Linked DNA regions of Homo sapiens: regions 1 and 3 are each linked to region 2. A link is a contact called in ENCODE Hi-C or POLR2A ChIA-PET data. All regions are on one chromosome and are shown on one strand. The core of a region is the stretch at or near the end of the contact, and the rest is flanking DNA. Distances in the headings are between cores, read along the strand shown. Region 1 overlaps AKAP13 (A-kinase anchoring protein 13). Region 2 overlaps PDE8A (phosphodiesterase 8A). Region 3 overlaps AKAP13 (A-kinase anchoring protein 13).

Region 1 (2,700 bases), core at 90-2,589, 420 kb before region 2:
TGCTCCCATGTAGATTCGTTCTGCAACCAAGTCAAAGGTTCACTGGCACTAGAATAAGAGATGTGAAAACATTTTACTTTTTATTGCCTTTAGGATTTCATTTCCACACCTCCTCAACTACCTTTTATTGCTCATCCTAGTTCACTAGTCCAAATGTACTAAGGTGAAATCTGGAAGGGGCCACCTTTCATTGTTTTCTATTTTGTCTGTCTGAATAAGCCTGAGGTAGCAGCAACGTGCTCCACTCTAGCCTGAGTTCTAAATGTTGAACCCAAGCATAACACCTGTCAGGAATAAATATAATTCATATAACAAGTAGCTGGCTCGAGTGGAAAGCCCTAAATCACTAAATAAAATAATTTAGCAATTAATAGAGTGGATTAATATAAAGAAGTCTGCTTCAAACTGTCCAAATATCCCACCTCCCTTTGTACTCATTATAGCCCCAAGCCTTAGCCCGAATCACTAGGATAAAAATTCCTGCCAGCAGATGTCAATCAGGGGAAAGGCCCTGAATTCCTGTACAAACATATCAACCACCTTTCTGTTTTCAAAAAGGTTACTATGGCAACAAAATAAACAACAGATTAGAATAAGCTATGCCATTTGATGAAGTGAGCACATCAATGGCAAGTTCTGGCAGTCAAGTAGCCTTGACAGTCATAAATACCTCCTAAATGAAGAAGGAAAAATCAGGCTCCAGAATCACAAATACCCTACACACACACACACACACACACACTTTTTTTTTTTTACATGAAACCAGTGCTTTTTACCCACTGACACAAATGCAAATACAGTCATGTACCACAAAATGACTTTCCAGTCAACCACGAACCGCATATAAGACAGCAGTCGGTCACATAAGATTATAATGCTGTATTTATACTGTACCTTTTCTATGTTTAGATATAGATACTTACCATTGTGTTACAACTGCAAATACTCTGTGCCCATATCGCCAGAAATTTATTTCATGGTTCTACTAACAAAAACAAATAATAATAATAAGGAATGCTGATACACCACAGAAGGATCCTTGCTGAGTAGGTAGTTCATTTTACAGATGAAGAAAGTGAGTGGACTTGCCTGGGAATCCACAGCTAGTAATTAGTTAATACTTAAGAAAGTAAAATTGATGATGAAATCAATCCAATTCAAGAAATGTTCCCTATTAAAACTCTAAGCTCTCTCACTTTATCTTTTTATTCAGCTAATAAACACCAAAGCTAAAACAGGGCCTCAGAGTTGAAAGCACAATACAGAAAGGAGAAGAGAAACAAGTCTTAATTTGAGTAGGACATAAGGGGATCTTGGGACTTCTAAATCTGATAGAAAATAAAAGGAAGACCACAGAAGCCAGAAAACTGTGTTGGGGGGTGGGGGGAGAACTATCTTTCTTAAACCATGAAATAAGACACAGGTTAACAATTTTAACTGAATGATACTTAAGTTTTCCCCAACTTTTCAAACCTACCACATACTAGCTGAGTGACACTGGGCAAATTATTTAACCCAAGCCTAAAAAAAGCAGGGAGTTAGGGAGGATGAAGAGAGGAAACAAATTTTTCATGCTATTTTAATGTAATTTTAATGCTTCACAGAGCTTTCTGGGATACAAGGCCTAGCTCACAATAGATGCTCATCAAATGTGAGTTCCCATCCTTTTCCCTTCTCAAGAGAAATATTTTTTAAAAGGCCTGAATCCTTCAGTAGATCCAAAAATTATTCCAAGAAACTAAGTGGTCCAGAGTCCCTATTTCAATTGCACAAAATTAAAAGTGTTGCTGAGCCAAAATCAGGATGGCAATGATAGGGGAAGAAAGTTTTTTCTTCATACTTGTGGTAATTTCCAAACGTTTCTGTAATAAACATGTTTTAGTTTTATAGTTAGAAACAACTATTTGGAAAAAGAAAATAAAATGTTTTAAGAAGAGTTTCATCATTCTCATGCTAGAAATAAATATATATATAATATATATTATATATAATATAATATATATTATATATAATATAATATATATTATATATATTATATAATATATATTATGTATATTATATATGTATATTTTATATTATATATATATATATTTTTTTTTTTTTTTGAGACAGAATCTTGCTCTATCACCCAGGCTGGAGTGCAGTGGCACGATCTCGGCTCACTGCAACCTCCGCCTCCTGGGTTCAAGCAATTCTCCTGCCTCAGCCTCCTGAGTAGCTGGGATTACAGGCACCTGCCACCATGCCCAGCTAATTTTTGTATTTTTAGTAGAGACGGGGTTTCACCATGCTGGCCAGGCTGGTCTCGAACTCCTGACCTCGTGATCCGCCCACCTCAGCCTCCCAAAGCGCTGGGATTACAGGCATGAGCCACCGCGCCCAGCCTAAAAATATTTTTAACAAATGTTCTGTCCAATAGCTTGTACTATCCTAGGCTTACCCAGCCCTAACTGTGCAAAATAAGATTTCATAATCATCCCTAGGGAGAGGATAACAGAGTCACCTTCTTAACTAAAGCCAAATTGACCAGAACTCTATTCGTTGTTCCCAAAGACTGTGAATATCTTCTTAAAGGGCAGAATAAAGCAAAGTGAACTATGATAGAAAAGCTCCCTACAATAAGGCCAAGACCCAAGACAAACTCCTTTCCTCCCTCTTCTCCCAATTCAGTCAGAAAATGAAGGCGTGTGTTCACAGCAT
Region 2 (2,700 bases), core at 185-2,684:
GAAAAATGACAGGAAGGATATGCAACCAAAAAAAAATCAGTGGTAAATAATACCCTCCTCTACGTGGTAAAATAACAGTTATCTGTATTTTCTAGTTTTCTAGAATAAACATGTCTCATTTTAATAAGAAGAAATAAAAGCACAGAATTGTGTAAATTTCCTAACATACGTGAGCAAAATTTACCATTTAATCGCACTATTCCCAAAAATTGTTTTGCAATGCAGTGTTTTATAAGATGACAGTAAATGCCATTGCTCAGTCATCTTTGCACATTTCCTTGAAAGGGTAGGAATAACTAAACGCAGTAAGTCACAGCAAGGGGAGGAAGGCAGATTGTTTTGGCAACACACATAGCATGTCTTTTCTTGCAGACCCCAATCTCAGTATTTCCTTTTGATTTCAACACTGAAGGTAGAAAGCCTTTCCTGAGATTGCTTTACCACAGACACCACCTTGCTCAGGCGAGGTAGCTGTCTCTTTATTATTATGAATAGTTCTTGGGCTTCCAGATGGCTAAATATTTTCTGACTGTCTCTAAAAAGAAGTATGTCCTCTTCATTTCACATTTGTTTGCTACTCTAGGAAACTGACTGGCAAAGATTGGACTAAAACTTTAAGGAAGTTTTGACTCCTGGCCCAGACCACAGCCCATTCTGCAGCACACTGACTCTCCAAGTCTGGTCCACAGTCCAACAAGGCCTTCAGGGAGTCCTGGAGGGCAAAGAAAACAGGTCCCAAAGGACTTTTTGTTCTTACAGGCAAAGGACAATCAATTCCTTAGGTTCTCATCTTTATAACAAAGAACCACACAATAGTAACCTATTAACTGAGGTATTAAGAGATAAAATTTGGTGTTCATAAACCAAATTAGATGTTACTACAGTTAAGCAGTGTTTTAAAAAATGTTTTTGTAGACCACAGAAAGAAAAACGTTACCTCATAAACCAGAACACACAGACACACATAACTGAAACACAAGTTTCACAATGCCTTTTTTGACTACATGAGGCACTCTGTTGTTCTATATTCTAACTTGTTTTATTTTTTAAATTTAGTTTTTTTGTTTTGTTTTGTTTTTTGTTTTGAGACAGGGCCAGGCTGGAATGCAGTGGTATGATCACAGTTCACTGCAGCCTCAAACTTTTGGGCTCAAGCATCTATCTTGTTTTAAAATGAACTTGTAGTAGTTTTAAAAACAGCCACAAATCTTTTGACTCTCTACCCATTGAGAGATGGGGATATAGATCTCCATCTCTCTATCTCCACCTCCCTTGAATCTGTGCAGGCTTGAGATAGCATCCACAAATCCGGAACAGAAGTGATGCCATGTAACTTCAGAGGCAAGGTTATCAAATGTCCTTGTTCTTTTGGAACACTGGCTCTCTAAATGCTTCCTCTGGGGAACCTCTCTCTTGGAACCCAGCCACCACACTGTGAGAAGCCCAGACCACATGGAGAGTCTACATGTAGGTGTTCTGGTCATTGGTCCCAGCTGATTCCACTAGCCTTCAAGGCACCCCAGCCCAGACATCAGATGTGGAGTAAAAGAGCCTCCAAATGATCCCAACCCCCAGCCATCATGGAACAAAGACAAGCCACCTCCCATTGTACCCTGTCCAATTCCTGAGCCACAGAATCCATGAGCATAATAAACGGTTACTGTTTAATGTCACTAAGTTTGGGGTGGTTTGTTTCACAGCAATTTAACTGGAACAATAGTGCTAGGCATAATCTGCTAAACTGATGTCATGACCCATTAGCAGGCAGTTTGACAAACACGGGTTCAGAGGTCACTAATTCCATATTTGAAGCCTGGCACTCAACAGTGCTGAGTTTCCACTATTGAATCTGTGCATATTCATACAAGTTGAAATTTTTGCAACTAGGGATGGATGGGATGGGTGTAGTGGGGTAAAGCAGATTACAGAGTGTTTTGCCCCATATATATGGTCAGCATCAAAAAGGCGTGAGACTCACTGGGACCAAACCTGAAGCTCAAAGGTGGGCCACATTGTTCTGGCCCGAGTCTCAAGGTGTTCCTGGCTTCCTAAGGATAACCTGATGTCCTTGTGCCAAAGCAGACACTTAAAGACTCCAGTGCCTTACAAAGACTTTTTGGTCTAAAGGTGGCCTATGTACCTCTATCCACTTCAACACTGTCAGCCCTCACTACAGTTTCAGGTTTTTCTATTAATGAATAACTTTCATCTAAATATAAACTCAGATTAATCTGTTAAGGATTAGCAGTCTAAAAAAGAGGGGGGATGATAAGAAGCATTTCTGGTAGATGGAGAGCATCCAGCAGGCCTGGGCCCAGAGAATTTAAGTGTAATTGGTTAACTGGGCTTTGGGTTTCTTTCTTTAAATGTCACTAGTTACGATAATAACATAGTACTGCCTGCCCCCACACCCCCTACCCACCCCCCTGGAAAAAACAGGAAATTCATGAATAGGACAGGACTCCCAGGAAAAAACGCCTGGGAATGGGGGCACTGAGGAAGCCTCCCAAATGAAAGGGAAGCTCTTCAAGCACCTCAAGAAAGTAGGTCACTTCAGGGAACTGGCTTCAAGGGAGTGCCCCTTAAAAGCAAAGTGATCCAGTTCAAAGGGGTAGTGGGAGTAAGGGTTGGGGGAGCCTCAAGTCAAAATTCAGGTGACTTCAAAAAAACAGGTCTGATCCAGGACTTATGGTGGCCTTA
Region 3 (2,700 bases), core at 188-2,687, 390 kb before region 2:
GAATTTTCAGAGTAACTTCACTACCACCCCAAACCTGAGAGCAAAATTTAAGAAACAAACCACTCCAACATAGAAAACCCAACCAAAACAGTTGACAGGTCACACTTTCTCACATTCTGAAGTTACACTTAGGTGATTTTCTCCCATCCTAAAGCACCAATTGCATATAACAATCCCAGAATCCATTTTAGAAAACAGAATACTAACCCTCCTCCCAGACCATTTTAGTCACATCCAGTCATATACTTCTTTAATACAAGGCAAAGCCTAAGACAAGAGAAGGCATTAGGCAAATGTCAATGGTCTCTCCTTAAAGCTAGGACATCTCAATTTGTCATTTGCTCAAAGAGACTTTGAAAAAGAAACAAGAACAAATTAACTATTCATCTTAGAAATGCATCCACACCAGGAGAAGGCACTCTAACATAAGAATTAACAAAACATGTAGTCTACCAACTTCCTTATCTTATTTTGGAGCTCCCTCACCCTTTTCAAATTATACACATAAAGGAACACTCTGTACCTATACCATATGTATTAATACCAAGAGGATTTTTTCCCATCTTCATTCTCTATATCATCATCTAAATCTCACTACCCCTCATTTTTGTGTATGTATAGAAACCTTGTTAATTATCACCAGAATACAAAGCTATTGACTAGTTCAGAAGTGAAAAAAGAAAGCACGGTGGTCTTATTCCTCTTGGATTTTTTTTTACTGTGCTACTATTCATAAGTTCTCATTTTGTTTGTCCCTCATTTTCAAAAACCCTTCACACAATCAGCAATTCAATTCTACCACAAAACATGTATTAGAAATGAATAGGCAATCTTTACAACAGTTTAAATTTGCCCCGTCAAAGCCTGTTTACAGAATACAAATCTGAAAGACAAGTACCAATTATACACAGGCCACAATAGTGCTGAAAAAAAGGAAGACTGGTTTCAAGAGACAGTATGAACATCGGAGAAAAATCTGGGAATAACACATAAGTTAAACATGACGAAAAACCTTAAAAAGAGTTACACCTTTTTTCCTCTGCTTTTCAGGCTATAACAGGTACTCTCATTTCCATTTCCACTGAGGTGGTAAAAAAGGTTGGAGAAAACAATGAAAGTTGAATGAGTATAAAAAAGTATAATTAAAATATACATATATTCTTTAATAGAGGAGTATAATGGATAATGTAAATAAAGCTGTTCATATAAATTTCAAAATACATGTACCAAGACAATTTTAAAGTAGCTGTCTATGTAATATAAAGTTGAGTTAGTAGGGCACGTGGGATACTGTGAATATAAATGCTTCTGAGGCGCTCTCAATCAACAAACCCACCAAGCAGAAACAACTATTGTGCTAAGAATCCTAACAAGGGCCTGAGAACACACTGCGATCTCACCGTCCGGAGCTGAAACCGTGATGACACATGTTCCTGTGCAGGGTGCCTGGGTTGAGTCACTTCCCCTCTCTGAATCTCTACTTTCATGTTTGCTTTTTCAGTCACCTGATGCTTGCAGCACAATAACCCAAAAGCCAGGGGTCAGGGCAATGGTGCTATTCTCTTCACCTTCACCTGACTTCAACTCCATCCCCACTTCCTTGTCTCCCAATGGGAAAACTCCTGAAAATAACATTTTCAGACAATCTAAAGTTTCTATACCCCTGAATGAAATGAAAGAACTAGCATAAGCAACGACAACTGAACTACAGCCATCCTGAAAAATCTCTCCAACCTTGAGCTAGATTCACATACTAACTACTAGTAACCATAAGAAACTAAGCCCACAGTCTTCCAGTTACGGTCTGTTCTGAAGTTCTGAAAGAACCACCTTCTAAAGATCCAGCTCCACAAAACAGTACAAGACTACGTGACCTGGGATAAAAAGAAAACATGCGCAGGATCTTCAGCCACTGCTCAACCTTGCATCAACAATCTTCAGACAACAGCATTCTGCACTTTTCCCTAAGGATCAATTAGCAGTGCGGACACAGTGCCGACTTACAAACTTTTCTGTGAGGCAGCAGAACATCCTGATGAAAAGCGCAGGCTTTCAATTTCAACTTAAACTAAGTCTAAAACTTAGCTCTACTACTTACCTCTTAAATAAGCTTGGGCCAATTACTTGACCCGCCAGTGCCTTAGCCCCCTGATTTGTAAAACTAAGGTAATATATACGTTGCAGGATAAGATAAAGGTTAGAGGAGATAATATAGGTACGGTGTTCAGTGCAGTGTCAGGCACATATTAAGTGCCCAATAAATATAACTCAGCATTATGAAAGCAGATACTAATTATTTTCCTCTGTGTTGTTTCTATAAAGATTTTCAAATAAGAAACTAAAGTATTTCATGAGGATCAGCTTATTTCAATCCATTGTAAGCTATAATCAGTGGTTTGAAAGTTCTTGGTTGCCTGAGCTCCCTCCTTTTTACTCTTAAAAACTGAGAATCCCAAAGAGCTTTTGTTATGTGGGTTATATTTATTGGTACTTTATTGTATTAGAAATTAAAACTGAAAAATTTATAAAATATTACTTCATTTTAAAATTCCATGAACTCATTACAAATAAACATACTTTTATGAAAAATAACTATGTTTTCCAAAACAAAACAAAAATAAGAACGTGGCACTGTTTTACATTTTGGCAAATCTCTTTAATGTCTGGCTTAATAGAAGACAGCTGGATTCTCCTATCTGC

The links. Hi-C counts contacts between places; a loop is a spot of excess contacts on that map. ChIA-PET counts read pairs that join two places held with the same protein, here RNA polymerase II (POLR2A). Pooled maps may share reads with other maps.
Region 1: a loop to region 2 is called in a pooled map, with 9 times the contacts of the local background. The contact joins two enhancer-like sites. A Hi-C loop is called at or near these places in 1 of 37 single-sample maps with no recorded cell type and 2 of 50 pooled maps. POLR2A ChIA-PET finds 5 or more read pairs at or near these places in 1 of 52 experiments (activated T-cell).
Region 3: a loop to region 2 is called in a pooled map, with 2.4 times the contacts of the local background. The contact joins two enhancer-like sites. A Hi-C loop is called at or near these places in 3 of 50 pooled maps. POLR2A ChIA-PET finds 5 or more read pairs at or near these places in 2 of 52 experiments (Panc1 and activated T-cell).

The regions. Positions count from the first base shown.
Region 1 is chr15:85,441,815-85,444,514 of GRCh38, reverse strand. All of the region lies in intron 1 of AKAP13 (A-kinase anchoring protein 13), which reads right to left. Among named protein-coding and RNA genes, the nearest start is that of AKAP13, 63 kb to the right of the region's middle. Within about 2 kb of position 1,339, at least 8 of the 41 ENCODE cell types and tissues checked have a DNase peak (open chromatin) inside an H3K27ac peak, as active enhancers do.
Region 2 is chr15:85,025,150-85,027,849 of GRCh38, reverse strand. All of the region lies in intron 1 of PDE8A (phosphodiesterase 8A), which reads right to left. Among named protein-coding and RNA genes, the nearest start is that of PDE8A, 45 kb to the right of the region's middle. Within about 2 kb of position 1,434, at least 6 of the 41 ENCODE cell types and tissues checked have a DNase peak (open chromatin) inside an H3K27ac peak, as active enhancers do.
Region 3 is chr15:85,412,393-85,415,092 of GRCh38, reverse strand. The region is part of intron 1 of AKAP13 (A-kinase anchoring protein 13); the gene reads right to left. Among named protein-coding and RNA genes, the nearest start is that of AKAP13, 33 kb to the right of the region's middle. RefSeq lists enhancers at 1,281-1,575, 1,450-1,949, 797-1,996, 1,950-2,451. Within about 2 kb of position 1,437, at least 29 of the 41 ENCODE cell types and tissues checked have a DNase peak (open chromatin) inside an H3K27ac peak, as active enhancers do.